Regions from separate parts of the Mus musculus genome. Here all the other regions are linked to region 4. Evidence: chromatin loops called from intact Hi-C (ENCODE). Cell type or tissue: heart. All regions are shown on one strand. Links, peaks and the distances in the headings refer to the core of each region. The heading gives the core; the rest is flanking DNA.

Region 1 (6,144 bases), core at 407-5,406, 70 kb before region 4:
GGGCTCCTGAGGGGAGCTTGTGAGGTTCCAGTGTCCAAATTACCAGGAGCAAAGGGCCCCAGTTCTTCTGGGAAAAACAACCGTGAATTCTTTGAAAGCTTGGGATAGGCCTGACCCTCAAACCTCAAAGTGAAATTTTCACATAGTGGTCTGGGCAACACAGGTGGAATTCTAGAGGAAAGCTGTCTGTCATCACCAGGAGTGGGAGGCAGGAGACCAGAGGCAGGTGCCTCTAGAGGTCCCTCTTAGCCAGTGGGTGACCCAAAGCCAGACAAGCCTGGGTAGCGTGGGCAGATGTAGTAAACAAAAGTATAGGAAGTCCAGATCGATCTGGCTTCCCATAAACAAGTTACTATTTTCGTGTGTGTATACTAAATATTGCACGGAACCCATGGTGTTATTTCTGGCAGCCTTAGCCAAGAATGAAGAGAGCCCATTCCATGTGGCTGAATCCATTTGGAAATGCTCTTTACTGCCCTGTGGTGACTCAGTCGTCCAAAGAAAACATCTGCAAGGCCATGAGGTGGTGAGGAGAAAGAGAATAATCTCTTCCTGCACCTCAGGACCCCAGCTGCCTGTGCTGCTCCCAGCTAGAGTCCCTGGAAATCCTGGGGACTGGTTAAAAGGAGAGGCAGAGCCAGGGGGTAGGAGATGTGCCCCCCCACCCCCGCCGACTGAGGGTCCGACTGTGGAAATACTGCACCTGCAGGAGGCCCCAGGTTCTACTTCCAGCACCACGAAGTCAAAGGGCACCTGTAGGTCGCTAGACCTGTGGATCCCATTTCCCAATGTGTGTTTTTTTTTTTTTAAATGGATGTACTGGCTGAGAATATGAAAAGTGACCATACCCCGACCCCGGGTTGTTTGGTCGTATCAGATGACTCTATACTCCCAGTCTCAAAATCCTAAGCCAAATGATTTGGGTTTGTGAGCCAACGGGATCACCAGCAGATTGTGTAGCAAAGAGGTGAGGTGAGGTGCAGAGCCAACAGCAAAGGGCTGAGAGCCCAGGCTAGGGCAGGGGTGAGTAGGAAGCTGTGCTCAGACCGTAACGTGTGTTCCTTCACAGGTACCCACAGGCTCCCCTCTGCCCTGCCCATGACCACTTTCCCTGGGCTCGCTCAGCAGAACGAGGACGACACCCATTTCTATTCGCTAGCCCACATATAAAGGTTGAGAGTCGTGCTAGATGTGAACCACCTGACCTTGGTCATGGAGACCAAGCTCGGGTCCTCTGTAAGAGCAGCAAGTGCTCTTAACCATGCGAGCCCTCTCCAGCCCCGGTGAGTCACCTTCCTGCTAGTACTTAATATAGAGCCCCCTTACCTCTTTGGCCTGTTTTGTTTGAAAGGGTTACAAGGAGAAATTTCTGCCTAGCAGGGTCGTCTCTCCCTCCCTAAGGGCAGGGCTGGGGCCTCGGGGCTCACGTACCAGGCTCTTCCACCACATAGAGGACTGCCCTCCCACTGGTGTCTTCGTAGTACTGGAATCTGACGACACAGTCATCCTCGTTCTTGTAGGTACAATTCACGGCGTTTTTGCCAGTATCCGCTGACAAAGGGAGAATATGGAGAATGAGAGACAAATCAAACCCCAGAAAGTTAAGAGTTTTCCCCAAACCCAGCCCATAGGACATCTGCAAAGTGTATGACGGGGAAACTGCCTGACTCTAGGCAAGACACAGAGGTTGGAGGTCGAGCTCGGCCATCAGCACTGACTGGCCCTCCGTGATGAAGTTTCTTTCCCCCCTGGCCCTTTCTGGTTCTTATTTCTTCCTCCGAGCAGGGCGTGCTATCAGAGCATTTGTACATTCTGATTCAAAGCCTGTCTCTGCCACCTATCAGCACTGGCACCTATCTACCCTGACCACCTTCATGTATGAAAGAAAGACGATGTCCCCACCGTACCTCGTTGCACGAGATTTAAACAGCATAAAATAGCAGTTGACACACTGCGGTCGGGCGTCCCCTCCCCTCTCTTTCCTTCGGCTGCTTCCCCAGTGCTTCCCAGATGGTTTGTGCAGCCCTTCCAGTCCTTTTGCTTCTCTTTCTGACTGTGTGTGCCTCTCTACCGCCATCTCCTGTCTCTGACTCCCATGATGCTTGTGGGTTTCAGCCCTCCTCAAACAGAGACCTACTGGTCACTGGGAGACACTGTGGGTTAGTTACTCTCCACTGCGTGTATCTCACCATATACCGATGGATGCAGACAGGTAAAACTGGCAAGGGCCGCATCAGGAAATGAATGAAAACCGTTGGGCAAGCAGATAAAGGGAAGAGAGGTCGGTAGACACCTACTCTCTGTTAGCAACTGTCGATTTCATGTCACTTAACTCTCCCCACTAGGCAGGGCCATAGTTTCTTTTTCATAGATGAAGAAAAGTAGACTCAGTGAGATCAAAGAAACCCTCCCCCCACCCTCACTCCTACCCCCACACCCCCACCCCCCACACACACCCACACACCCACACCTCCCCTGTATCCTTGCACCCTGCTGATCACAGCAGGCCTGGTCTCTCAAGATAAAAACACTTCTTCGAATTCAACCCCCAACCACCCACCTCACTGCAACTCACTTCTGCGATCAAAGGCCCAGAGATCTGATATCCCTATAACTCCTGTGCCTGAAATTGTCTTACTGTGGCCCTCACATGAAGAGGCATTTCCCCTCCTAACAGGTGATTGCTATCTGCGCAGAGATTAGCATCTCCTGGGCACCACCCTTTCCCTCTCAACTCAGACAACGTATCAGATATACCGAGAGCAGCAGCAAAGATTGTCTTTAAAAAACAGCACAGAGTACAGGCCAGAATGATGGTAAATAAGAAACTTGATTCCTCTGTTTATACTTTGGTCTTATTTCAGGAGGAAGAGGGGGTCCAAAAAGTCAAAAGAGCTATCAGAGAGCAGACATGGTCACGTTCATAAGCTGGAGGTTTCCATGCAAATCAACAAGCTATAAGCAAAGGCCTGGGCATTACTTAACACTGTTTTTAGATTCTGTTTTTTATTTTGAGTATTTTGTCTGCATATATATGTCTGTGCACCATGTGTGTGCAGTACCCATGCAGGCCAGAAGAGGGCACTGGATCCTCCAGAACTGGAGTTACAGATGGTTGCTAGCTACCATGTAGGTACTGGGAACAGAACCCGTGCCCTCTATAAGAGAAGTCCACGCTCTGAACCACGCAGCCATGTCTCCAGCCCCCTTAACACTTTCTTAAAATCATTTTTTTGAGAGCTGGTCTTGCTCTGTACCTGGGGCTGGCCTGGAATACTCACAGCTGTAGCCCAGGCTGGCTTCAAAGTAAAGACCCACCAGCTTCAGCCTCCTGAGTGACAGGGTCACAAGCGTGTGCCACCAGGCCCAGTGTCGCTTAACTCGCCTACTAAGCTAGGGACGGCAGCCACAGGTGTATGCCTAGTTTTCTCATCTATGAAACCTAAGACATTCCCTTCCTCTCCTTTAGCAGTAAACTAAGAATTATGTGACTTGCACGTCCTTGCACGTGCTGAGCCTGGGGCTCCAGTTAGCAGGAGGTGTGAGCTCCAGAACACATTTGCAAGGACGAAGGAGACTCCCAGGTAGCCAGCCTTCGCCAGGTGCCCACTACACATCAGGCCTGCACATCAGGTGGCAACTGCTCTTCCACCTTGGAAAAAGGAAGCTGGTGAGCTTTGAGGGAACTGTGTGTGGCCTGGGTTTATCCTGGGCACGTGAACCCTCAGACCCGCTGCACTTACTCAGCTCTTTCACCTGCTCGATGTCATCCCGGCAGTAGCGGCTGCAGGTGTTTTCTTCATGGAGCGTTCCCCGGTTGAACTTCTTACACTCCACACACTCCCTAGAGGAGAGAGGACACAGCAACTAAAGCCAGGCAGGGACAGCTCTACGTATGTATGTATGTATGCCATGTACCCAGAAGGCATCATGGATTTCAGGAATGAAGAGGCCCTCCTCGCCTCAGACAGGACCTGGCCAGCCAACCCTGGATCTGAGAACAGAACCTAACCTGGTCTTGAACTTTTGAAACCCCTGCCTCAGGCTCCTGACTGCTGGAACTATAGGATCAAAAAATAGACTTCATTAAACTTCTTCAGAGATGTTGATGATGGTGATAGTGATGGTGATGGTGATGGTGATGGTGATGGTGATGATGATGGTGATGGTGAAAGTGATAGCGAAGGTGATAGTGATGGTGATGATGATGGTGAAGGTGATAGGGATGGTGAAGATGATGGTGATGATGATGGTGAAGGCGATGATGAAGGTGTTGGTGATGGTGAAGGTGTTGGTGATGGTGATGGTGACTTCCCACCAATTCTCAGAGGTTTAAGGTCAGAGTTGGTCACGTGATTTGAGAGTCCACTGAAAAATTAAAATTCTGTCCAAACATACCTAAATTTCAAGACAGTGACCACAGAGCATTATCTCAGCATGAGGCTCTTTCTTCTAAGCCCTGGGCCCTACCGCAGCTCAGAGGGCACGACCTGTGTGAACCTGGCAACAGCAGAGCCATAGACTTGTGCTGACTGACGCTTCCTCAACGTCCGAACGGGGCAGCTCTGTACTAACATGCCCATTTCACTGAGGCCCACCAGAACCTCAAGCCCCCTGCACCTGAGGCCCACCAGAACCTCAGCCCCCTGCACCTCCCATAGAAATCAGAACACTGCAGCGGAAAGTTAGAATGTCCTATTTGATCCCCCTCCCCATGCAGAGGGCTTCGAGATGCCACTCTGGAAGAGGGCTGGCTCCAACTGGTTCTGCTTTGGTCCCTGCACAGCTGGTGCCACCTCCAACTTCCCCATGGGAAAAAGGAAAGCACCATTTGGCAAACAGTTCTCTAAGACAGATCCCCAGAGTTGGGAGTTCTCCGCCAGGGCCCCCTTCCTTCTCCCGGCCTCCCATGTCTCTGCACGCTGTTCACTCACTTCTTAAAGGAGCAGGCATCTGGGCAGGTGGGGCACTTCTCACAGGTGTCTCCATAGGAGCCTGGCTGGACGCACACACAGCTGCCGCACTCGCAGTTGCCCCGGCCGCTGCACAGCAGCCCATTGGTGGACATGCAGGTGTCAGTGCGTGTAGTACAGTTGCAGTAGTAGCCAGTCCAGTCCGAGTCACACACGCAGTCCCCACAGTTACATTGCCCATGGCCTACAAACAGAGCCAGGAGACAGCAGACCAGCGGTGAGGAGCCCACCCCATGACACAGGCTACTAACCTTCCCCGTTCTCCCAACCATACCTATGGGTTGGTTCTAATGTTATTTGTGTTAACTGGGCTCCCAAAATCACATGGAAATCCACATGTCTGCCTCCAGTTGGGTCTTATTGGTAAATAAAGTTGCTGGCAGCCAATGGCTGGGCAGGGAGACAGAGACAGGACCTTACATTTTCCGGGCAAGAGACCATGGGAAGAAGGAGGCTGGAGAATCGCCAAGAGAGGGAAGCAGGAAGATCGGGCTTGGGAGTTGGAGAAGCGAGAGCCAACAGTCACGTGAAGGAACCTGGAGTGCACCGCCTGAGTGAGCTGCCCAACTGGGTCCAGGCAGCCAAGTTAGAATGTAGATTTTTAGTAAGTAATAACTCGGGAATAGAGGGGAGAGTGTGTTAGTCGTGGGGAGATTTGGAAGTGCCCAGCCATTGCATTGAGCGGCTTCGGGCATATTCAAATAAGGCTTCGTGTGTGTGTGTGTGTGTGTGTGTGTGTGTGTGTGTGTATGGTGTGTTTCATTCTGAAATTCAAAACAACATTTAGGCGGGTGTAGAGGAGGCACTCGCACCCACCGGAGAGTTTAGAGTGTGTTAACAAATTACCGCACCACCACACTAACAGTGATCCTGCAGGTGAGCAGGGGACCTAGCGCATTGCTCGAAGAGCTCTAACCCATAGAGACAAACAGCAGTTTAGGCACCCCAAGGGCGAAAACCCAGAAAGCAAAGGACTATTCAGATCTACATCTCCCAGACTTCCTGCCCTTTTTCTTGCCCTGTTCTGAATCCTTCCTCCTTCTCTGCCAGCATCCGTCTGAGGATTAGAGCCAGCTCCTTAGACCTGAGAGCTCCCCATAGCCTGTGCCCACACAGGGCATTCAGGAACTTTGACAAAGTGGTGTGGTGAAAGGGCTTCTCCAGCCCCTAC
Region 2 (6,144 bases), core at 551-5,550, 180 kb before region 4:
AGGCAGTGCTGAGAGGTAACTCAGTGGACAAAGCGTTTGCCTCACAAGCGAGGATCTCAGTTTGACTCCTCAGGAAAGCCAGGTGTGGTGGCACCCACGTGCGGCCTTAGCACCGAGGAGGTAGAGAGAGAAGGCTCCCTGGAGCTTGCTGGTCATGGGCCTAGCCTGCACAGCAAGCCCCAAGATTATGTCTCACAAAAACATTGTAGATGGCTCCTGAGAAATGACGATGAAAACTGATGTCTCAGGGGCCTCCTCACACATTCACTGGCAGATATATCCAAACGCATGTGGACCTGCACGCACGCACGCACACGCATACACACAGGTGCACACTGTAGACATCATCATCATCACTATCACCACCACCATCACCGTCATCAGTCAGCATCAGCATCAACAGCATCAGCATCAGCATCATTTTAGGGTGGGTTCTACAGCACGGGAAACATAATGTTAAAAAAGACACTGAATAGTTAGGAGGAAGAAACCGTACAATTAAGAAAGGAGAATTCACCGTCAACAGAGGCTTGTCTCAGGAGCTCCTGCATTGTGCTCTGGCTTATTGGCATCCCAGTACTCATGAGGTTGGAGACGAGCTCATCCACAGGCATCTTATTACCTCTGATATTATCAAAGGTCTGGACCCCTTTCAATAAACCTGAAAGTACGGGAATGAAAGAGAACGGTGGTTGACATTGAGACTAATTCCTTTTTAATCCTTGGAACCCACGGCCTACAGAAATTAAATAGGTGTATCTTTAAAAGAACTCTGGCCCAACGAGCAGCTGAGAGAGTCAGATGCAGATATTTACACCCAACCAATGGACGGAAGCCAGAGACCCCTGTGGTTGAATTGGGAAAAAACTGGAAGAAGCTGAGGAGGAGGGCAGCCCCATGGGAAGACTAGCAGTCTCAACTGACTTGGACCCCCAAGATCTCTCAGACACTAAACCACCAACCAGGCAGCATACGCCATCTGATATGAGCCCCCCCCCCCACACACACACATATACAGCAGAGAACTGCCGGATCTGAACTCAGTGGGAGAAGATGCATCTAATCTTCAAGAGACTTGGGGCCCCAGGGAATGGGGAGGTCTGGTGGAGTTGGGGATGGGGACATCCTCTTGGAGACAGGGGATGGGGGGAGGTATGGGATGGGAAGCAGTGGGTGGGGGGGGGCAGATGGGAAGGAGGATGAAGTCTTGACTGTAAAAAAAAATTAAAGAATTTTTTTAAAAACTTAAAGAAAAAAAAAGAATTCTGAGTCAAAAAGCTTTTGAAACACATCAGTGGGTTTTGTCTTTAAAGTCAATTAGACAATTAACAAAACCAAACTGCAGCCAGGTAAAAGTTCCTTTGGGGTATAATTTCTGAGGAAGCTCAGGCTTTGTTCATTCACTGCTAGCTCTCAAAGGCGTTTCTGCTGCACGCTCCAGGATAACACAAACAGTAAGGTTTGCCAACAACTGGGCACAAGTTCAGGATGGTCGAGAGGCGAGTACAGAAGGCAAGCCATTGAGGACAGGAAAAGTAATGTGGTCTAAAAAGGGAGAGTCCTTCTCGGAGTCCAGGAGCCTTCCTTCTTCGAGAGCATGCTGGCTGGCTTTCCTGCCCCAGACTATGCGCTCTTTTACAACATGTTTCTGAAGTGAGAGAATAACCACATGGAGATTTACAGAAACGAGAGGGGTGTGTGCTGCTGGAGCAATGGGGTTATCCCTACAATATAGCGTGCGTATACTGTAAAGTAATTTGCCTTTAGGAGTCATTACAGGTATGACATTCTAAATAATTATTCGAATAATTAGCTAAGGCATGGGAAGTCTGGATACAACATTTAAAATGAGGCAAAGGAAACTTTAGGAAAATACTCAAAGAAAAAAACAAATGGCGTTTGAAAGAAGTTTAAAATACAATGCGGTGATTCCAGAAACTTACTTTCATTTTTATTATACTCACTTTTGAACCGTGTCATTGCAGATACGCCAGTTAAATAATTAATTGTGTTTCTTAAGATCGCCTCTTTTTCTGCAAAGTTAAAGAGAGAGAGAGAGAGAGAGAGAGAGTAGGGTTTAAATGGATCAAACTTACTACCACAAGGGCTAAAGAGATGGTTCCGCAGCTCAAAGCATCTGCTGCCTTCAAGAGGTGCTGGGGTTCACTTCCCAGCACCCACAAGGCAGCTTATGACCATCTGTAACTCCAGTGCCAGGGACTCTGACATCTCTTCCGGCCCCTGCAGGTATCAGCCACGCATGTGATACACCTACATGCATGAAGGCAAATCTTCACACACATAAAATAAAACTAAATCTTTTTTTTAAGACAGTAGTGAGGCAACAATTATGTTAATATAGTAACATATTTCTGTGATCACAACACATTGGTTTGACTGGGGGGATACAAGGGCACCTCCCACACTCACACAACACACAGACACAACACACAGGGATCAAAGTTTCATAACGTAGCACTTACCACTCCCGCCTGTGATACACTCCGAAGCCCTCTGCTACCGTTCTAAGTATTCCCATTTGCTTTTTAATGATATTCAGGACCTAGTACATTCACTACACAACTCATTACGTGACCCATGTGTTAAAACAGTCACAAGTTGTATAGGATAAATGTGTGTGTGTGTGTGTGTGTGTGTGTGTGCGCAGCAATGATTATTAAAGTATATATAAGTAAGACTAAAGGACAGCATGCAGGGTCACGTTCAGCAAAGAGATCATTTTTTAAATATCTGTTGATGAAAAGGACAATTTCATTTTTTTTTCTTACCAGCAAATACTTCCTGTTCAATGTGGGGAAAAAATATCAAACAGAACAACAACAAAAAAAAAAAAAAAAAAAAACTATGCACAAAATCAAATGGATAAGAAGGCAATGTTTGTAACTTGGTAATATAGTGAATATGTTAAGATGACTAGATCCTAGAATTGATCAGAAAGAAGGACACATCGGCTGAATGAGGTCATGAGACTTTCAGTTGGGAGATGTCCCACCCATAAGGACACCCCACCCGTAAGGACACAGCATCCTCATCTCCAAAAACAAAAAGATGCTGAGAGAAATAAAAGGGTTCCGAGGGATTGGAGGTTTGAGGTCTCCTCTCCCTTCCATGCCTCCCTAGCATGGGAGTTCCAACCATGAACTCATGAGGTCAGTCCTCAGATTAGATTCAATTTCATTAAATTAAACCAACGTAAATGAAATGCTGGGACCGAAGCAGTTAGACACCTGGATTAATCCTCTGAAGGTACTAAAAAGAAGAGAGTTTTTCTACATCTTAAACCATCAATTTGCATCCCAGTACTGAATGTCTAGCCCGCTCCTACCTGGCTCCCCCTGCTGGCTCTAACGCAGAAGCACAGCAGCGGCATTTCACCCAGAGTATTTGAAAGACTAAACACTTTAGTGGAAAACTTTAAACTTTCAAATTCTCACTGTCTAGATTCCTCCAAATCTGGGAAATGTCCCTTCTTCAACTTATGAAAACTTCCTAACATTTCAACACCCAGGAAAAAAATATCAAGAACTGAGATACGTTCCTTCTTTGAAAGTGGTGAGTTTGACTTCTCTATTAGCATACAATTAAGGTTTCTCTTTGGGTTTGGTGCAGTTTCTGGAACGTTTTCCTATGTATTTCTTATTCTGCATAAAAGTCTTTGAACTTCAATAATTAACAGCTGAAGGTCTCTCTGTGGATTGAAAAGTTATCAGCCACACCCTTTTGAATATTTTCAATACAGCCACCTGTATGCATGAATGTTAGACACCTGTTTCCTATGCCTTTAACCCTTTCCTATATTCCAAATCTTTACTGGATTCTCCCCATATAAACCCTCAGACCATTTTACAGTTCATGCTTACTTTGGCTTTGTTTAATGTACTGATATCACTAGCAGATGGTTAATTTTAGTATCTTTAGTTTCTAAAGATTTTGTTTATTTTTTAACAAATGTCTTCATTTTAAAATATTTCTGCTTCTTTTGCACTTCATCAACTTTATCTTTTATTCATTTAATAGTAGAATAAGCAAAATTAAAACAACAAAACTAAATTAAATACATGAGAAAATATAGAACAAAGGTATGTTGACATCAGACAAAACAAGGTTAAGACCTTATCAATATCCACTACAAAGAAATCAATTCACAGTGTGTGGTGCAGGGTGACAGCCACCTCACATGTCAACAGACTATGAAATGTCAGTTTAAGAGACTTGAACAAATACACAAAAAAATAATAAGGGGAAATCAGTTTCAACCCCCAAACAGTCAGGGAAAAAAAGATTTCTCAGCAGCCAGGGAATGTCAGCACAGATGCCGTGGTCATAGGCACCCTCTGCTGTCAGAAGACATCAGAGCACACATGTTTGCCCCTAGAAAGAGACAAAAATCTACCCATCTTTCCCAGTTTTCCACTTGCATTCTCCCAAGTTCTCTGATGCATGTATTTTAAATATAAGTCTATTGGTGGTGTGTATATATCTTCTGTGTAGTTTTCTTTCCATTTTGCATTATTACAGTGTTTTTTATTCAATGGCTGCACAGTTATCTTTTGAGCAGATAATTTGCATGATTGTTGAATACCCAGGTTTTCTCACCTTTTCATTGTTTTCACAGAAATCTTGATTCCCCAATTTCTTTATTCTTTTTACAAACGTTACTCTCAGATAAAATTTCCGAATTAATTGAGTTTTACAGGTCATTGTTTGTATTCAAATGTCTTACATGATAGGATAAAGATGATCTCAGCAAAGAGCCACACTTGTGTCTTTATCCTCTAAGAGTGTTTAATACCAATTGAAATTCAAGCACTTTAAAGTTAGTTAAATCATACATTAGAATATATAAGCAAGGGGCTGGAGAGATGGCTCAGTGGTTAAGAACACTGACTGCTCTTCCAGACGTCCTGAGTTCAATTCCCAGCAACCACATAGTGTCTCACAATCATCTGTAATGGGTTCTGATGCCTTCTTCTGGTGTGTCTGAAGACAGCTACAGTGTACTCATATAAATAAAATAAATCTTTTAAAAACATATATAAGCAAGATAAAAAATATATATGTATGATATATTTTATCATTCAAGATGATAATATATCATTCAAAATATGTTATATATTACATATAAATATATATCTTTCATATGTACATATGAAAGAAAAATATATCCTATGTTCTGGGGACAAAGCACAACTGGAAAAGTGTTTGCTTAGCTATGCAAAGCCCCAGATGTGATTCACAGGACTGCATGAACTAGGCATGCTGGTACATACTCATGTCAGCCATCAGTAGGTAGAGGCAGGTGGATCAGAAATTCAATCTCATCCCCAATTACACAACAAATTTGAGGCCAGCCTAGAATACAGGAATCCTCGTCTCAAAACAGCAAATCAAAACAAAACAGAGCAGATATCCCTAAGGTCCCATACTGAATAATCGTAACTCATGGGTTCAAATATCTTGTCAAAGCTTCTCAGTGGAGCAAGTATTAAAGGCAGATTCATTTGGTTACAAAGGAACTAAAGAATGGAGGGACGATGTTTCTGAGTACACCCCTCTCTGCCCCTGCCCTTAATATAAACTGCAAGCCGTCCACATCAATTATCCTTGCAAAGAAAACAAGACGATTGTAGTGACACCTTCTGGTGATTCTAGAAGTCACACACATCTCGTCCTTCAATAGCTTGTTAACCCTAAGAATTCTATGACTGTGACAACAGTGAAGGGGTTAATATCATATTCTGTATCAAAGGAATCGAAAGCCCGTGGAGCTCTGTGTCTCAGCTAGAATCCAGTGCTGAAGAAACAGGAACACCATATTTATATTTTAACTATTGTATCCCAATAAATGAGAATCAGTTTTTAAGACAATAATAACAAGACTACTTCTCTTAGTCTCATCCAAATAGAGACTATGGAAACATTCTCCACCTAGGCCAATAGGTGGGTGTCAGTTCCATAAAGAGCTCTCTAACACACAGCATCACCACCACTTTAAAAAGAGCCTGTGTGAGCTCTAAAGCAAGACCCAAGAAGTAGCTAAGTACTCACCATTCATTTCGGGGGACTGAGATACGTCAGACTGGCCTTCCTCCTCTAAAGGTCTCGTGAAGTTATTCAAGGCAG
Region 3 (6,144 bases), core at 403-5,402, 390 kb before region 4:
ATTAATCTAAAAGCTCCCAGGGCTTAGAGATGGGTGAGGCACCGAGGGAGAGTGACTGCAGGGAGGCAGAGGACAAGCCTTGTCAAAAGAGGGATAGGATGGAAGGGGGCGACAAGAAACCAGAACTGGTGAGGATGCTTGTGCCTGTGAGTCTAGCATGTGGGAGGCAGAGGCACAAAGATCTCAAGCCTGAAACCACCCTGCCACTATACAGTAAGTGCAAGCTCATCCTGCGCTACATAGCAAGATTCTGTCTCAAGACAACTGAGAAAGATAGAGGGAGGGAGGGAGGGAAGGAGGGAGGGAGGGAGGGGAGGAGGGAGGGAGGGGAGGAGGGAGGGAGGGGAGGAGGAGGGAGGGGATATAAATGCAATACTACTAGACCTCTTAGCTTGTAAATAGCTGATCCAAGGCCTCCACTAAAACACTAGTGAGAATAAGCATGCTTTTGTCAGAAACCACAAAAAAAAAATAATTCGTTTATTAAATATCACCACCTCTTTGTATGGCTGAACTCTAAATCAAAGCCAAAGGCATAAGGAAAGTTGGATGCAAAAAATTTTCATTATAAATATCTTAAGGATGAGCATTAATAAACTTATGATGGAATAGGGTTGGGGGTGGGTAATCCAAGCACAGCACAATGCATCGTTAAAGTAAAAATGTCTTAGCGATGCCCTACCTGTGAAGACTTTGGCTTCGTTTATCACCCTTTTTACTTCTGCTTTATGGTTTTCTGTAAGACACAAACAGTTCGGACAGGAATATCACTCTGACACTGTGAACGCGATGTTGACCTAAGGAGTCAGTTTGCTCAACTGCAAATTTGCTCAAGGAAACTTAGGTTTTTGCTGTGTCCTTCTTGAGGGTGAAGAGATAAAATGGAAGTCCAAATGGTAACAATGAACAAACACCTGCCTGAGATGGGACCGGCCTGACGAACATCGGAAGAAATCCTAAGTTCAGACTAAAATAACCATCTACAGCAAACAAAAACAGTTCGAACAGAATTCTTATTAAATAAGCTGGTATTCACAGAGAATTTTAAACTTTGAGTAAAACTGTTACAATTGCTATTTACCAATCAAGAATACAATCACATAAATGATCACACCCTAAGTCAGTGGCTCTCAATCTTCCTAATGCTACGATCCTTTTATACAGTTCCTCATGTTGTGGTGACCCCCCCCCCTTAAAATTATTTTCATTGCTATTTCATAACTGTAATTTTGTTATTGTTATGAATTGTAATATAAATATCTAAGATGCAGGATATCTGATATGCGACCCTTCCAAAGGGTCACAACCTACAGTTTGAGAACCACTGACCTAAATGTACTGTGCAACCTAATTTAGTTTTCTGGTGTTTACAAATAGGACAGTTGAGAAAATGTCTTTATTTTTAATACTCTTTATGCATTTATATCATGTATATTTACCATAGTTAGTTTTACAGGTTTTAGTTAAGAATATTGATTTTAAATTTATTTTTAAATGAAACCGAGTAAAGCAAAATTGTCTTTCACCTACAGAGAGAAAAGGGGCACAAAAATAAGTACTTTAAAAAGCACCCAGTATCCTTATTAATTAGAGAAATTTCAGTTAAAGGCCTTTTGGGATAGGATGACTAAATGTCCACACCCTGAGAGCAGGGGCTGGGAAACTTAGCTCAGTAGTAACATCTTCATCTAGCACAGATGCGAGCCTGGGTTTGTTCCCCAGTATCACTGCCCCCGCCCCGCCCTGCCCCCAAACTGATAACACCAAATGCCAGTAAGGAGGTGAAGATAAATGGAACTCTTCAGCATTGTTGAGACGGGAGTGTTTGGAAAACATCTGTCAACTTCTTATAAAACCGAAGACTGTGGCACAGTATTTCCACTCTTGAGACATTTAACCGAAGAAAAAGGAAGCTCACATCCACACTGTATAATGTCTGCGGCAGCTTCACACTTGATAGTAAAGTGTGTGACACCTCTCTCTCATGCCACATGCAACCTTTGAGATGGGGCCGATCCATTCCTCACCAAGAAGCTGCACTGACTAGAGTATGGTCTTGCTGCTCCTCTGATGATAACATTTAGTGAGAGCAGAACTATGCGACTTTGCAGTCACGTGGTCACGTCCCATAAAGGATGCAGTTTTTGCCTCCCTGTCTGTTAAACGGTGCTTTAACATGGCTCTCAGCACTCATGCTGTGGGGGCAAGCACAAACGAGCTGAAGCACGAAAAACCCATGGGGCGTCTGCTTGGAGTGAAACGGAGCCCGTCCCAATCCCGATCCAATGGCTAGCACGTGAGTCCTGCTCGTGACGGATGAACTTTCAATGATTCCAAAGCCAACTCCAGATGTTACAGGTCAGAAGAAGCCAAACCTAGCCAGTCACATCCCTACCTACTGAATTTCTAATTACAAAAACAGCAATGACAGTTGCTTTGTGCCACTTAGTTCTTGGAGTCATTGTCTTGCTGCAGACAGGCTTCCTAAAAGAACACATGCTATGTTATTTTACTACCCAATATCCTCCTCGTTAAGCAGAGCTAATGTGGGGGGAAAAAGGAGCACCAGTTGCTTTTGGGTTGGGGTGGAGGTGGTCTAGGATAGGGTCTGAGGAAGACTCATGCACAAGTGCTGAAGTTCTGTCTTGATAGATATTAAGATTGCAGGTGTGAGCATTTAGTCAAACTCAGCAACCACGTGGACTGTGTAGGTCTGTATTAGTAATCTTATTCAATGTAATAATAGCTCCAGTTGAAATGCAGAGATTGTCAGACTGAATGAAAAAAACTTGCAACTAAATGCTATTTATAAAATTTACCCTTTGAACACATGGAAAAAGAAAGATAAAGACAGGCTTGCAAGCAGGCTAGTAGCTAGTAATGTTGGTAACACCGGATAAAGTATTCTTAGAGATATATATTATGTATGTATGTATGAATGTATATATATATATATATATATATATATATATATATATATATATATATATATATATATATGTATGTACTTGAGTGCTCTGCTGCATGTACACCTGCATGCCAGAAGAGGGCATCAGATCCCTTTATAGATGGTCATAAGCCACCAAGTGGTTGCTGGGACTTGAACTCAGGACCTGTGGAAGAGCAGTTGGTGCTCTTAACCTCTAAGCCATCTCTCCAGTCCTATGGACAAAGTATTCTTTAAAGCAAGGCATATCACTAGAAGTTAAGGGAAAAAAAAAGCGCCCCAAACTTCTAATAAGTGGATTGATTGAAATGAATTATGAAATTCCCAGTTCACATGTAATTAAAGTCGCTCTGACAAATAAAAGGAAAGTACACATACAGTATGAAGCACAGGCGCCATGTGTCGGAGATCCACTGCATGCTACGGCGAAACCACTGCAGCTCACACCATAGAGTCTCAGTCTGTGCCAAGGTGTTCCTGACAGCTTTCATTGCTGCTGTGGTCACACCCTAGGTACAGAGCACCCACAGTGCACAGAACCAGGGCTGCTCCATGAGGCATGCTCAGAGTACCTCAGGCTTATGACGTGTGAGTTTGAGTTCCTACTTGGCCTTCAGAAATCTTTTACCACCACCACTTTTTTGCAACCCCCATTCTCATTTACATTCCCTCTATTAAGGTCATGACCCACAGTTAGGAAGCTATGCTTCAAATTGCCCACTACATCCATGTCAGGAGGCTGCTTACAGACTGGATTTACTTCAGTTAGACTAGAGAAGAAACACTGAGGCCATCCGCTCAGGAGCTGACCAAGGAGGGGATTGGAATTTGAATATCACCAATCTCTCAACCTTACATGAGAAAAGATTGAGGCCAGACGTCCTGGTGCACACCTTTAATCTCAGCACTGGGAGGCAGAGGCAGGTAGAGCTCTGTAAGTTCCAGGCTAGCCTGGTCTACACAGTGACTCTGTCTCAAAAACAAAATGAAAAAGAGTAAAAATGAGCTAGGTTGGAGGAAGTGTGTGGGGGGGTCTCAGGGGGCACTTAAAATTCTCTAAAATGTGCTTGAAGCTGGCTAGAGAGAGGGTGTGGTCTTCCTTTGGGCTCAAGTTTTCAGGATGCCTTTTTGATGCCAAGTAAGTACATATTAAAATAAGCTTTTATGATTAGCTTTTTCTGAGTGCTTGATAATAGTCAAAATTCTTACCATCAAGTTTCAGAGTTTTTTTGAGATCGTCAGACTCCCTTTGAGTGATAGTCACACCCATGTTCCCCAGAAGTGTGCTCAGTTTACTGGAATCTACTTTCCCATCTTGTGAAAAGAGAGAGACAAACAAAAGTTAGTGTCCCTCAAGTGGGGAGGAAACTTACAATTCCTGAGGATTATGGCCTGTTGTTTTTACTTTAAAAACCAGAGACTAGTGAAAACAATTATTGGCAGAATCTAACAGAGAGCCAGAGCTTGTCTATCCAATCGTTGTAAAGAGACCCACCTCAGAAAGCTGGTGGTGACAAAGTTATAGCAAAGTGACAATCTGCCCCTTGTTTCTAATTAATTTTGCTTTGCTTTTGTTGTATTTATAATTAACTTCTCTTATATTAAGGATGCTGGGATCTGAGCCCCATTTGGAAGCATCTGACTTAAAATTTTACTGACTTTTAAGTAAGTAAAAATATCAGCGGTCGTCAGATGGCATATGGATCTGTCTGAGACTGTGGTCATGGCGTGCGGGGCCCAATCTCCCAGGGGATGCTTGTGTGCCTCCACTTTCATCTTTCATGGAGCCTTCATCATATTTTTACTTTTTCACTTTTGGCGTGAATGTCAGATTAATAGCCTCTGCACTGACTGAGGTAATTCAAGGTATAGTAATTCTCCTATTTCTTACCGCTGTGAAACTTGGATTTTTATATTTCTTCCTCTGTTGAAGCCTGAAGAAACTGCGTGAGGGCACAGACATTTTTTCCAAGTTACACAGAAGGAATTTACTGGGTAAATATAGTTGGATGTATAACACATGTATAAAATATGTAGTATAATATATGTTATAAAATATAGTATGGATGTACGTGGTAATCTGAGTATCCGGTGGATCATTCCCGGTTTAATCACAAGGAAATGGCATAGATGACAAGCAGAGTGGTCCTGGAATCATCTGCTTGGCTCCGTGTCCCTCTTACCTTTAACGATCGTCATACCATCCATTAGCCTTTTCAGATAGACCTTTCCATCTGTAGGAAAAAGAACCTGTTCAGATCGCAGGAGGGCAATATTAGGCTTCAAAACCCAGTCATTTTAGACAGACTTTATTTGTAAAGTGTCCAAGGCATCTCTGATCTACCAATAATGAAACTATGTGGATTGTGTGGATGTAGCCTCCCCCAGCCTTGAAGCGGGCTGATTCAGACTTTGCTGCCAATGAATAGGAGATCACTTGGGGTGTAGCCTTCCAAATTAGATGGCTATATTGTTACGTCAACTACCGCTGCCCTCCTCCAAAACTCTGCTACCTGCTGAGAGACCCTTGAGACATTCCAGAGACACAACCTATCCTGCACGTTGCCTATAGGCTGGCTTCAGGCACCAAGAATGGACTGGCGGGGGTGGGGGTATGGGGTGGGGGTGGGGTGGGGTGGGGATGGGCCTTCCCCCTTATAAGCACAGTCTCTTAGTAAACTCGTGGGCCTTGATCAGAGAAAACTTGTCTTAGCTTAATTCTTTTCTCACCGTCTAGTCTCTCTCTTTTTCAGCCCTAGCCTGCCTTCCAGAAATACCTGGTTCATGTAGGCCGCGGGCCAGCTTACTACTATACATGTGGACTATTCTAACTTTATTGACATGCCACAACATATATATATATATATTTTTTTTTTCTTTTGTGGTACCTTTTCAGTTTCCAAGTAGACCACCCCTTACCTTCTTTTTTCCTCACATACTATTAGCTAAGTATTAGATGGTTCAGTGGAATAAAAATAAAAATACAACTGAACTTCTACAATAGTATAATTATCTAATAGTGTATAGCATATTATTATATAATAGTGTAATTATCAGTTTTCTAACTAAGGATTAAAAGATATTAATACTCTTTTAAGGTATATAGATTAGTATCCCTTATCCAGCTGTTTGGAAACTAAAGTCCATTGGCCTTTTCTTGATTTGGGGATACCTTGAGGATGGATGCAAATTTAAAA
Region 4 (6,144 bases), core at 538-5,537:
CCCGCGTCCTCTTAGCAGCTGAGCCATCTCTCCAGCCCCCGTCCCTTCTTGTGGAAGCTCAGAGGAACTGAGTTGAGAACTGAGATGGGTGGGAATTGAATGGAGAAGGAGCAGGACTAAGGAGACCATCATTTGAGTCTCCTGTGATGCCCCAGGCATGAGAAGGTGAAATCAGACCAAACCAGCCAGACTCAGCAGCTAGCTCACCGTGTTCTCTGACATCAAAGTCTCCCATGGAAAACAGACACTCTAGCTCTCTGTCCCTACATCAGCTCAGTTACACCGTGATGCTTCTGTCGCCAACAAGTCATAGCATATCTGATGTCGGCAAATACAAAATGACTAATATTCTTTGCAACTAGAGGCTGGAGAGATGGCTCAGACGTTAAAAGTACGTACAGCTGAGAACCAGAGTTCTATTCCCAGCACCCTAGTTGGATAGCTCACAACCAACTACAACTCTGCAGACACCTCCACTCACATGCACAAACCTACACAGACACACTCACGCACATAAGTAAAGAATAAATCTTTGGCCAGGTGGTGGTGGCACAGGCCTTGAATCCCAGTACTCCAGAGGCAGAGGCAGGTGGATCACTGAGTTTGAAACCAGCCTGGTCTACAGAGTGAGTTCCAGGACAGCCAGGGCTACACAGAGAAACTGTGTCTTGAAAAAAAACCCAAATACATACATACATACATTCATACATTCATACATACATACATACATACATCTTTGAAAGTACTCTTTTACATATGACCAATGTTCGTGAGATGGAAATTATTCTTATTTGACAATGGACTCCATCCTAAAGAAAAGCTAAACTAGGAGGGGAAGGAGCCTGTAAGTGCTGAGCGCCAAAGACAGGGAGGGAACACGACCGTGGTCCTCGGAAGATGGAAGCCCAGTGCAAAGCATCAGGCTCTGAGAAAAGGACATTGGAAATGTGACTCCAGTAGTAGGGGAGTCTGCATCCAGGTGAGGGGCACGTGCCCTACACAGATCCAGAAAGTTCTGGAAGGAGCACCGGGGGAGCACGGGGCATGGCAACAAACAGGTGTAACCCTAAGGGTCAGGAAGCAGAGCAGGAGCAGGCCGGCTCTGTGATGAGACAACCCCTGAGCTGAGGCAGAGGAGTTCCGGGAGGACGTTCCCATTGCCAAAAGAGGGACCACAGGAGAAAAAGCAGCAACTGCCTCCCTAAACCAAAGTAAGCCCCCAAGGAAGGGCAAGGGTCAGGGGTCAGGGGTCAGGGACCAGGGGATGGAAATAAAACACACGTTCTGGGAAAAATGAGAAGAACTGTTGTCAAGTTCATGGTGGCCTGGGAGGAAGACTGGCCTGGCCAGATGCAATGTCAAAACATCCAGTGAGAAGATAAACAGAATCCCACAAAGGCTCCAAACAGCACTTCTTGACCTTGTATGGATCTCTGACCCCTCCCCCCGCCCCCCCGGAAAATATGATAGCAAAGCACAAAGCCTGTTCTTGGAAAAAGGAGTACACAGAGGCCTGCGAGAGTCTTTTATGGTTAAGAATTCCTGTTTCTGCGCACAAGGAATGAGTGGTACTCGGCAGGGAAATTCTAGCTATGTAGTTTGCAAACAATTAAATAAGGAAACAGGTGAGACTGACGGGGCTGAAGGAAGAGTTCCACAGCATTTTCTCATACGTCAGGACGGGGAAAGCTAAGTGCTCTCCTTACAGACCTCAAGTTATGACAAGGAGCTGGCAAAGAAAACCTTAGAACACCTGAGTTCAAAGTGGGATTGAAACACAATCTTAAAGTCTGGGGGTTAGCTCGGGTAGTAAAGAGCCTGCCACACAAGGGTAAGGATCTGAATTCGGATCCTCAGACCCCACATAAAAATTGGCATAGGCTGGTCAATGCCTGTAACCACAGGACTGGGGTGGGGGAAGAGGAGCAGATACAGAAACAAGTAGATTCCTGAAGCTCGTTGGGCAGCCAGCCTTGTCAAATAAATGAGCTTCCAGTTCCCTGAGAGACCCTGTCTCCAAATAAATAGAGGGAGAGGGAGGCGTGGGGGTGGGGGTGGGGCACAACTGGCATCTACCTGTGGTCTCTGTATCCATGTGCACACACATGTGCGCCTGCGCACACACACACACCAGACACACACAGACCTACAGAAAAAACTACAAACACCACATTCATCAACCAATAAATATAGAAAGATAGACGGACAGATTCAATGTTAAAAAGTGGCAAACAGCCAGGCGTGGTGGTACACACTTTTAATCCCAGCACTCGGGAGGCAGAGGCAGGCGGATTTCTGAGTTTGAGGTCAGCCTGGTCTGCAAAGTGAGTTCCAGGACAGCCAGGGCTATACAGAGAAACCCTGTCTTGAAAAAAAAAAAAAAAGAAAAGAAAAGAAAAGAAATCTACTCATGTGCATTATTTCGAGTGAGTTCTCTCTCACCACTTCAGGTTCAAAGCCCATATACACAAGATTCTTTCTATCCAACATAAGGCTGTGGAGCTGAGTTCAGATCCCAGCATCCATATACAAAAGCACCTCCAGCAGCTACCTCTGTGTCCTAGTGAGGAGTAGTGTGGCTGTGATGAAGCACTATGACCAACCGTAAGCTGGGAAGGAAAGTGTCTATGTGGCTCACACTTCCACGTCCTAGTCCATCACCGAAGGAAGTGAGGAACTCAGAGAGGGCAGGGACCTGGAGGCAGGAGCTGATGCAGAAACCATGGAGGGATGCTGCTTACTGGCTTGTTTGTGCATCCTTGCTTGTTCAGCTGCTTTCTTATAGAACCCAGGACCCAGCCCAGAACAGCACCACCCACAATGGGCTGGGCCCATCAATCTCTAATTAAGGAAATGTCCTATAGGCTTGCTCAGTCTTATGGAGACATTTTCTCAGTTGAGGCTCCCTTCTCTCTGATGATGCCAGCGTGTATCAAGTTGACGTAAAACTAGCCAGCATCGTCTGTAATCCCTCTATAGAGGGAGAGAGAAGTGGGTCCCTAGAGCTCACTCTCCAGCTGGTTGTACCAAATCAGTGAACTCCAGGTTCAGTGAGACATCTAGTCTCAATGAATGAATGAATGAATGAATGAAGTAGAAGGCAAGCAAGAAAGCTCATCAGTGAAGAGTGTCCTCTGCTCTTCCACAGGACCTGAGTTCAGTTTCCTGCATCCATATCAGACAGCTCACAACTAAACACAGACACACACACCATACACACAATTAATTAACTAAGCATAAGAAAAAAGTTTTAAACATGACGCAGTCTGCCTTTTTACCTTACAAGCTATGGAACCAAGACAAAGTGGGAACATGATTTAGGAGCCAAACTGGGTCATGCCAGGAATTCATATTTCCACAACAATGTCCTCTCTGTGACCTGCATTGCCAAACGTTGTGATGAAGCTTGCAGGCTAACTAACGGCTGTGCTTCCTTTTAAAATAAACAAGCTCTGCGTTTGTCTAAAGGCTCAAAGATAAGCTAAGTGACTCCTGGAGTTTCTTCCAGCCCAGGCTAAGCACCTCAGACACACACTCGGGCTTCCTGCTGGAAGCACACTGTTGCAATTCCGCCATCTACTGGTAAGAACTGAACATGGCACCCTAGCCATCACCAACATACATTACCTTAAATGACCCAGTAACCAGGGTTTTTGCAGGACGCCAAGCACATGGTGGCACTGTGCTGCTAAACACTGCCTTCGGGTGATTACACGACCCTAGAAATCTAAAAGGTCTCTAGCTCTGACATCTTCAGCTGTCTCAACCCAGTGGCTCTGTTACGGAGAACAAGCTGAGAGTTCTGTTTAAGGGGTGTGTTCATCTATAACAGTGGGGAAAGCATCAGGGAAGGGGCAAGTCTGAGTCGTATCTCAAAGGGTTAGAATAATTTTAATGTTGCTGCCCTACTGATCAGTCAGGCAAGATGCACCCCCACCACAATGGTAGCAAATCGGAGACTGGCTCCACAAGAACAAAAATCACATCTGATACTGTAAAACTGGCCAAAACTGGCTGGGAGATCAGAGCCCTTAGTGAGGAAGGGGCAGCTCTTGTTGTGCTAAGTGGATGTGATATGCTTCTCCTGGCTTTCTCTGCTATTACACAAGCCAGTATTCTGTGCCTAGGGAATGGTACCACTCTCAGTGGCTGGGTCATCACACCTCAATTAATATAATCAAGATAATCCCTCATACACAGACAAGCCCACAGGCCAACCTAATTACATAATTCCCCATTGAGACTACCTTCTCCTGTGATTCTAGATTGTGTCAAGTTGACAATTACCACCAACTCAAAAATATTTGGGCATTTTTGTTGTTGATGATAATGGTGGTGGTGGTGATGATGATGATGGGAACTGAGCCATAGATGGTAGACAAGAGCTGACCAATGAGCTATGTTCCCAGCCATTACTATCACTATTATATCTGAATGTTCTTGAATGGGGACTATAGTTCCCACCTCCTGGGCTGCTGGAAATGGCTGTTATCTTCTCAGCACAGGGACAGTCACACAGTAAGAGTTCAGGACATTGATTGTGGGTTGTTTTGTTTGTTTGTTTGTTTGTTTGTTTATCGCTCTGAAATTTGCATTTGTCCTCAAAGGTGCCAATTTCATGGTCACATCATCTCTAATGACCACTTTCCTCAAATCCTTCCCACAGGTAGCAGAGACTGTGGGCCGGATCAGGAACTCGGTACTGAGTTGGGGAAGAAGGCAGGGGCGTCCTTGGGAGGGGGAATTCTCCAAGCCAGGTTCTGTTCACAGCCTCCGAGTCATTCCCTCTGATAAGGGGACTTTCCAGAAAGCTGCACTTCCGACCTGGAGCAGACTGCTCCATGGAACCCTGAACGGAGGTGGCTGAGACGGGCCTTTAGGGTCTTCCTCACAGCAACTGCCCTGTGTCCCATCACTTCCCATCAACCCATAGCAGGGCCAGAGCCTTCCTTAAGTCATCCCCATTGAGGTAAAAGGACAGGAATCTCTTCCATCTTCATGACGGTCCCCAACACAACAAAGGAAACATACTGACCATGGCAGTTCCCACAGAGTAGGAAAAGCTCCAGAGCCTTTTCATCAGTGGACAAGATGGCCAAGAAGCACCAAGCACCTCAGCTCATCAGAACAGCTCCCACATGGGGAGACAGTATACAAGGGACTTCAGTGCCTGAGGGTGTGTGCAGGATAGCAATGACACCAGCCCTGGACCTCAGTGGAAGGAGACCAGTGAATGCACTTCCGTTTTTGTTTGAGTGTGGTTTGGCTGGTGGGTTGGCTATTGTTTTGCTGTTGTTGTTTTGTTAGAGGTTTTATAGATGTATCTAATTTTTCCCCTTTGATTTTGTTTATGAAACAAGATCTTTCTATGTAGCCCTGGCTATTCTGGAACTCACTACGTAGTGAGTCTGGTCTGTTTTTCAGGTACCAGGGGCACCATGCTCAGAGGAAGCACCTCATGTGCCCACATCAAGAAACCAGGACCAAAAGCAAAAAATAAAAAATAAAAATAAAAACCATGCTCCCATGCTCTATTGGGACAACACGGTGGCGTGTTCCTCAGCTATAAAAGGTTGGCAATTTAGACACAAACTACAACATGGATGACACGGGATGGATAGGACAATCGCTGCATGAGCTCATTTATCTAGAGTAGTCAAAGTCACATACACAAAACACAGAGTGCTGATTGACTGGGGTGTGGGTGGCACCAATAAGTACTTCCCGGGAAAGGACCCAGAGCCCATTGCATGCTGGGCAAGTGCTCTACCATTGAGAGACATCTCCACTTCATGTAAATAGTCTTTCTTTTCCCCCTTTTAAGATGGTGCGTGTGCGTGTACGTGTGCGTGTGCGTGTGTGTGTGTGTGTGTGTGTAACATGTGCATGAAGGTGTCCTCAGAGGCCAAGATGGCGTTGGACTCCCTGAAGCTAGAGATACAAGTGCATATGAACCCCTGGACATGGGTGCTGGGAGCCAAATTCAGGGTCCTCTGTAAGAGTAGCAAGCACTCTTGACCCATGAGTCATCTCTCCAGCTCTACAATGTGACTGTCCTTAACACTGTTGATTGTAAAATTGCTTATTGCGCTAAAGTCTGTATTCTAGGTGTTTTAAAGTGCTGGGGACCTAACATAGACTAAG
Region 5 (6,144 bases), core at 788-5,787, 58 kb before region 4:
CTATCAGACCTTCAAAGAAGATCTAATTCCAATTCTGCACAAACTATTTCACAAAATAGAAGTAGAAGGTACTCTACCCAACTCATTTTATGAAGCCACTATTACTCTGATACCTAAACCACAGAAAGATCCAACAAAGATAGAGAACTTCAGACCAATTTCTCTTATGAATATCGATGCAAAAATCCTCAATAAAATTCTCGCTAACCGAATCCAAGAACACATTAAAGCAATCATCCATCCTGACCAAGTAGGTTTTATTCCAGGGATGCAGGGATGGTTTAATATACAAAAATCCATCAATGTAATCCATTATATAAACAAACTCAAAGACAAAAACCACATGATCATCTCGTTAGATGCAGAAAAAGCATTTGACAAGATCCAACACCCATTCATGATAAAAGTTTTGGAAAGATCAGGAATTCAAGGCCCATACCTAAACATGATAAAAGCAATCTACAGCAAACCAGTAGCCAACATCAAAGTAAATGGAGAGAAGCTGGAAGCAATCCCACTAAAATCAGGGACTAGACAAGGCTGCCCACTTTCTCCCTACCTTTTCAACATAGTACTTGAAGTATTAGCCAGAGCAATTCGACAACAAAAGGAGATCAAGGGGATACAAATTGGAAAAGAGGAAGTCAAAATATCACTTTTTGCAGATGATATGATAGTATATATAAGTGACCCTAAAAATTCTACCAGAGAACTCCTAAACCTGATAAACAGCTTCGGTGAAGTAGCTGGATATAAAATAAACTCAAACAAGTCAATGGCCTTTCTCTATACAAAGAATAAACAGGCTGAGAAAGAAATTAGGGAAACAACACCCTTCTCAGTAGCCACAAATAATATAAAATATCTTGGCGTGACTCTAACTAAGGAGGTGAAAGATCTGTATGATAAAAACTTCAAATCTCTGAAGAAAGAAATTAAAGAAGATCTCAGAAGATGGAAAGATCTCCCATGCTCATGGATTGGCAGGATCAACATTGTAAAAATGGCTATCTTGCCAAAAGCAATCTACAGATTCAATGCAATCCCCATCAAAATTCCAACTCAATTCTTCAACGAATTGGAAGGAGCAATTTGCAAATTTGTCTGGAATAACAAAAAACCTAGGATAGCAAAAAGTCTTCTCAAGGATAAAAGAACTTCTGGCGGAATCACCATGCCAGACCTAAAGCTTTACTACAGAGCAATTGTGATAAAAACTGCATGGTACTGGTATAGAGACAGACAAGTAGACCAATGGAATAGAATTGAAGATCCAGAAATGAACCCACACACCTATGGTCACTTGATCTTCGACAAGGGAGCTAAAACCATCCAGTGGAAGAAAGACAGCATTTTCAACAATTGGTGCTGGCACAACTGGTTGTTATCGTGTAGAAGAATGCGAATCGATCCATACTTATCTCCTTGTACTAAGGTCAAATCTAAGTGGATCAAGGAACTTCACATAAAACCAGAGACACTGAAACTTATAGAGGAGAAAGTGGGGAAAAGCCTTGAAGATATGGGCACAGGGGAAAAATTCCTGAACAGAACAGCAATGGCTTGTGCTGTAAGATCGAGAATCGACAAATGGGACCTAATGAAACTCCAAAGTTTCTGCAAGGCAAAAGACACCGTCAATAAGACAAAAAGACCACCAACAGATTGGGAAAGGATCTTTACCTATCCTAAATCAGATAGGGGACTAATATCCAACATATATAAAGAACTCAAGAAGGTGGACTTCAGAAAATCAAATAACCCCATTAAAAAATGGGGCTCAGAACTGAACAAAGAATTCTCACCTGAGGAATACCGAATGGCAGAGAAGCACTTGAAAAAATGTTCAACATCCTTAATCATCAGGGAAATGCAAATCAAAACAACCCTGAGATTCCACCTCACACCAGTCAGAATGGCTAAGATCAAAAATTCAGGTGACAGCAGATGCTGGCGAGGATGTGGAGAAAGAGGAACACTCCTCCATTGTTGGTGGGAGTGCAGGCTTGTACAACCACTCTGGAAATCAGTCTGGCGGTTCCTCAGAAAACTGGACATAGTACTACCGGAGGATCCAGCAATACCTCTCCTGGGCATATATCCAGAAGATGCCCCAACAGGTAAGAAGGACACATGCTCCACTATGTTCATAGCAGCCTTATTTATAATAGCCAGAAGCTGGAAAGAACCTAGATGCCCCTCAACAGAGGAATGGATACAGAAAATGTGGTACATCTACACAATGGAGTACTACTCAGCTATTAAAAAGAATGAATTTATGAAATTCCTAGCCAAATGGATGGACCTGGAGGGCATCATCCTGAGTGAGGTAACACATTCACAAAGAAACTCACACAATATGTATTCACTGATATGTGGATATTAGCCCCAAACCTAGGATACCCAAGATATAAGATATAATTTGCTAAACACATGAAACTCAAGGAGAATGAAGACTGAAGTGTGGACACTATGCCCCTCCTTAGATTTGGGAACAAAACACCCATGGAAGGAGTTACAGAGACGGAGTTTGGAGCTGAGATGAAAGGATGGACCATGTAGAGACTGCCATAGCCAGGGATCCACCCCATAATCAGCATCCAAACGCTGACACCATTGCATACACTAGCAAGATTTTATTGAAAGGACGCAGATGTAGCTGTCTCTTGTGAGACTATGCCGGGGCCCAGCAAACACAGAAGTGGATGCTCACAGTCAGCTAATGGATGGATCATAGGGCTCCCAATGGAGGAGCTAGAGAAAGTAGCCAAGGAGCTAAAGGGATCTGCAACCCTATAGGTGGAACAACATTATGAGCTAACCAGTACCCCGGAGCTCTTGACTCTAGCTGCATATATATCAAAAGATGGCCTAGTCGGCCATCACTGGAAAGAGAGGCCCATTGGACTTGCAAACTTTATATGCCCCAGTACAGGGGAATACCAGGGCCAAAAAGGGGGAGTGGGTGGGCAGGGGAGTGGGGGTGGGTGGATATGGGGGACTTTTGGTATAGCATTGGAAATGTAAATGAGTTAAATACCTAATAAAAAATGGAAAAAAAAAACAAAATATGACTGTTAATTGGAAGAAAGATAAGGAGCAGATAGTGGTCTGAAAATCACATCAGTCACTCCAAGAAGGGGAGGGAGGGTGGTACACGGCCATACTCTGATGGTAACAAGATCACACCCGCTGCTCTCGATAAACCCACTGTCTTTTTGGGCACTATGGGCCCCTACACTTGTAGTCCTGCACTGCCCTCTCATAGATACATCATCGTTCAAGACTCAAACACGTAAATACAACTCAGCTACAGTACTCCCTTAGAAAGAAATACATGTTTCTTAGAACAGACTGGTTGTAGGGGGGCCCACAGTATATGCTAAAGAGACAGAGGAAGGAAGATCACAAGGCCAGCCTAGGCTATACATTAGGGCTGAAGAGATGACTCAGCAGTTAACAGCACTGATTGCTCTTCTAGAAGGCTAGAGTTGGAGTCCCTCACCCTACAGGGTGGCTAGCAACTGTCTGTAACTCCATTCCTAGGGAAATGCAGTGCCCTCTTCTGGCCGCCACAGGTACTGCATGCACATGATGTAAAGACACGCAGGCACACAGAACACCTGTATACATAAAGGGGGCTGGAGAGATGGCTCAGTGGTTAAGAACACTGGCTGCTCTTCTGAAGACCCGGGTTCAATCCCCAGCAGCTCACAATTGTCTGTAGCTCCAGCTCCAAGTGATTCAATCCTCTCACACAGATATACATGCAGGCAAACACCAATGAGCATAAAACTAAAAATAAAGAAATCATTTTAGCAACATAAAAAATAGCCAGGTGGTGGTGGCACATGCCTTTTAATCCCAGCACTCAGGAGACAGAGGCATGTGAATTTCTGTGGCCAACATGATCTATAGATCTAGTTCCAGGACAGCCAAGACTATACAAAGAAACCCTGTCTTGAAAGACATTAATTAATTAGAAATCTGTTTTGTTTTGTTTAAGGAAGAAAAAAAAAAAAAAAAGGTGAGACCAGAAGCAAGCCGCCCACAGAAATAAAGTTGGGGCTGGCAGAAAAGCTGGGAACCAGAAATACTTTTAAGTCTTGAGACTGGGCTCTCTAAAGGATATAAAAGCCATTGAGGCTTAAGAAATAGATCCATCAGTAAAGGGCTTGCCATGGTCAAGAAAATCTGAGTTCTATCCCCAGAACCCATTTGGAAAAAAAAAAAAAAAAAAGCCGGGTATGCTGGCTTGTATTTGTAAATCCAACACCAGGAAGGCAAAGACAGGCAGATGCCTGGGGCTTGCTCACAAACTAGGTCCTAGCAAGAGACCCTGAGACAATAAGCAAGGTAGACACTTCCTGAGGAATGGCAGAATAATCCTCTGATGTCCACACATGGATGCTAATACATACACACACACACACACAGACACACACACACAGAGACACACACAGACACACACACACACAGAGACACACACACACACAGCAGGTATGTGGTCTAGGATAGAAACTCCTTCCAGCCTGAGCCCATGGTGAGTTTGGAAGCATGGGTGGCACCACAGAGCAGGGCCCACTCTGAGGAAGCGGAACTGCCCTTGCACAACCTTCCTCCACTGGTCAACTTCTGAACGCAAGGCGGATCCTGTCAGCTCCAAAGAAAGAGCAGCTGTGAGCTCTAATCAGACAACCCTCCCGAGCAGCAGCTGGGCCTGGGGATGCCAGAGGGTAGGTGCTCCACCTTGTCCACTACGCTTGCTTTTAGCCAGGTTCCTGGATGGAGAAAGGAGGATGCCACAGAGGCCTGGCAGGACGCAGAAGAAGCCACAGCCCTCCGCAGAACCTGAATCCCACAGTGTTTCCTTTGTGAGGCAAAACAAAGTGATCTTTGACAAGAGGATCTGCTGGGCCAGCCAGAGAGTGGAAATGGAAGAGGGTAGCCGGAGCCAGTAGGCTGACCCCAGGCCCTGGCAGAGTCAGCCCTTAAAAGGAAACCACAGTCTAGTAATGTCACAGTGTTGGTACCTCTCCAGCCAAAGGGTGGGTGGGGGAGGCCTAGGCTGGGTTCATAGGAAAGCCAGAGGAGGGAGCAAAAAAATGAAAGAGTGGGAGAAGAGGAAGAGGGGTTTCAGTCAGAGGGAACATGGTTACTCTCCCTGAAAAGCCAGACTTCCAGACTGACTTACAATTCCACTCCTTTCCTGTGAGAACCAGCCTTCCTTGGAGATCCATCAGACATTACCTCCATGAGACTGCCCACGAGTCCCCCACCCATGATTCACTCTCTCTAGGGACTCTGCGGACAACTCACTTCTGGGTTCTAGCAGGTTGTGACTCCTGATGAGACAGACACTTTGGTATATTAATAAACAGTAAAATTGTCTGTTGATACCTGTTCCTCCCATGTGGCTACAGCATAAGGCCCAGCCCACAGAGGAAGCCCATCTGTGTGCAGCAGGCGGGAAAGAGCCTGGGAGGAAGCATGCTGTCTGAGGTAGAGGGGAGACAGGTAAGAGCTACAAGCAACCTCAAAGACCAAGCCTGAAGCGCAGGGGAGGGGGGGAGGGATGCGGGGGGGGGGGTGACCAGGCAGCCACCTGCATGCTTAGAGGCCACAGGCTAGGAAGGAGCCAAGTCACAGCTAACACTCCTGCCCCGTGATGACCCCAAGGCAGGCATCAAAGAACACTGATGTGCAGGACATTGGCTCTGAGAGGTCAGGAATCACATGTGCTGTGCACTCCATGAACATGTGTCCCTAAGGATGTGATAACAGTGTCACAAGGACAAGATGAGGCTCAATGGGCACCAGACACCCTGGTGAGGAGCAGTAAAATGGGTGTGGCATCCAAAGGAGTCCTCCCTCCCCGCAGGGGGAATGGAGTGGAGCACACAGGACCAGACATTTCGACACTTCAGGAGGTGGGAATTGCCAAGGCTCTGTGGAGTGGGTGGCTGGCTGGGACCCCTCCCCCAGACCACACCCTGAACCAATCATCCCAGAAGAGGTGAAGGGGCCCTGAGGCTCTCCTGTAGGCCTTGCCTAGGCCGACCTCATCCAGCACTCCCAGCTTGCTCCTTTGGGTGCGCCCTTGGTAGAACAGCATAACTGAAATACTGGTAAATATTAAAATGA

The links. Hi-C counts contacts between places; a loop is a spot of excess contacts. Peaks named below come from ENCODE experiments on the same cell type or tissue, not always from the same donor. Only the 100,000 strongest peaks of a DNase experiment are listed, where the experiment ranks them.
Region 1: a loop joins it to region 4, with 2.7 times the contacts of the local background. A loop is called at or near these places in 8 of 42 quality-filtered maps.
Region 2: a loop joins it to region 4, with 10 times the contacts of the local background. A loop is called at or near these places in 15 of 42 quality-filtered maps.
Region 3: a loop joins it to region 4, with 3 times the contacts of the local background. A loop is called at or near these places in 5 of 42 quality-filtered maps.
Region 5: it touches region 4 in a loop (3.0-fold over the local background); 6 of 42 quality-filtered maps call a loop at or near these places.

What each region holds. Positions count from the first base shown.
Region 1 is chr11:104,657,736-104,663,879 of GRCm38, reverse strand. Itgb3 (integrin beta 3) reads right to left here. Exons shown (of 15, transcript NM_016780.2): 11 at 4,935-5,157; 12 at 3,744-3,844; 13 at 1,432-1,551. Among named protein-coding and RNA genes, the nearest start is that of Efcab13, 30 kb to the left of the region's middle. In heart, for the core only: a CTCF peak has its summit at 3,079 (motif pointing right); no DNase peak of the experiment used is centred there; H3K27ac peaks cover 1,736 bases.
Region 2 is chr11:104,765,474-104,771,617 of GRCm38, reverse strand. Efcab13 reads right to left here. Exons shown (of 31, transcript XM_030246468.1): 26 at 6,070-6,144; 27 at 1,965-2,033; 28 at 518-661. Among named protein-coding and RNA genes, the nearest start is that of Gm11639, 13 kb to the left of the region's middle. In heart, for the core only: a CTCF peak has its summit at 3,370 (motif pointing left); no DNase peak of the experiment used is centred there.
Region 3 is chr11:104,977,451-104,983,594 of GRCm38, reverse strand. Gm11639 reads right to left here. Exons shown (of 108, transcript XM_017314877.1): 93 at 5,131-5,181; 94 at 4,157-4,261; 95 at 683-736. Among named protein-coding and RNA genes, the nearest start is that of Gm25362, 100 kb to the left of the region's middle. In heart, for the core only: a CTCF peak has its summit at 3,040 (motif pointing right); no DNase peak of the experiment used is centred there; H3K4me3 peaks cover 781 bases.
Region 4 is chr11:104,587,743-104,593,886 of GRCm38, reverse strand. No RefSeq gene overlaps it. Among named protein-coding and RNA genes, the nearest start is that of Myl4, 14 kb to the right of the region's middle. In heart, for the core only: no CTCF peak of the experiment used is centred there; a DNase peak (open chromatin) is centred at 3,576.
Region 5 is chr11:104,646,150-104,652,293 of GRCm38, reverse strand. The region is part of intron 10 of Itgb3 (integrin beta 3); the gene reads right to left. Among named protein-coding and RNA genes, the nearest start is that of Itgb3, 41 kb to the right of the region's middle. In heart, for the core only: a CTCF peak has its summit at 3,569 (motif pointing left); no DNase peak of the experiment used is centred there.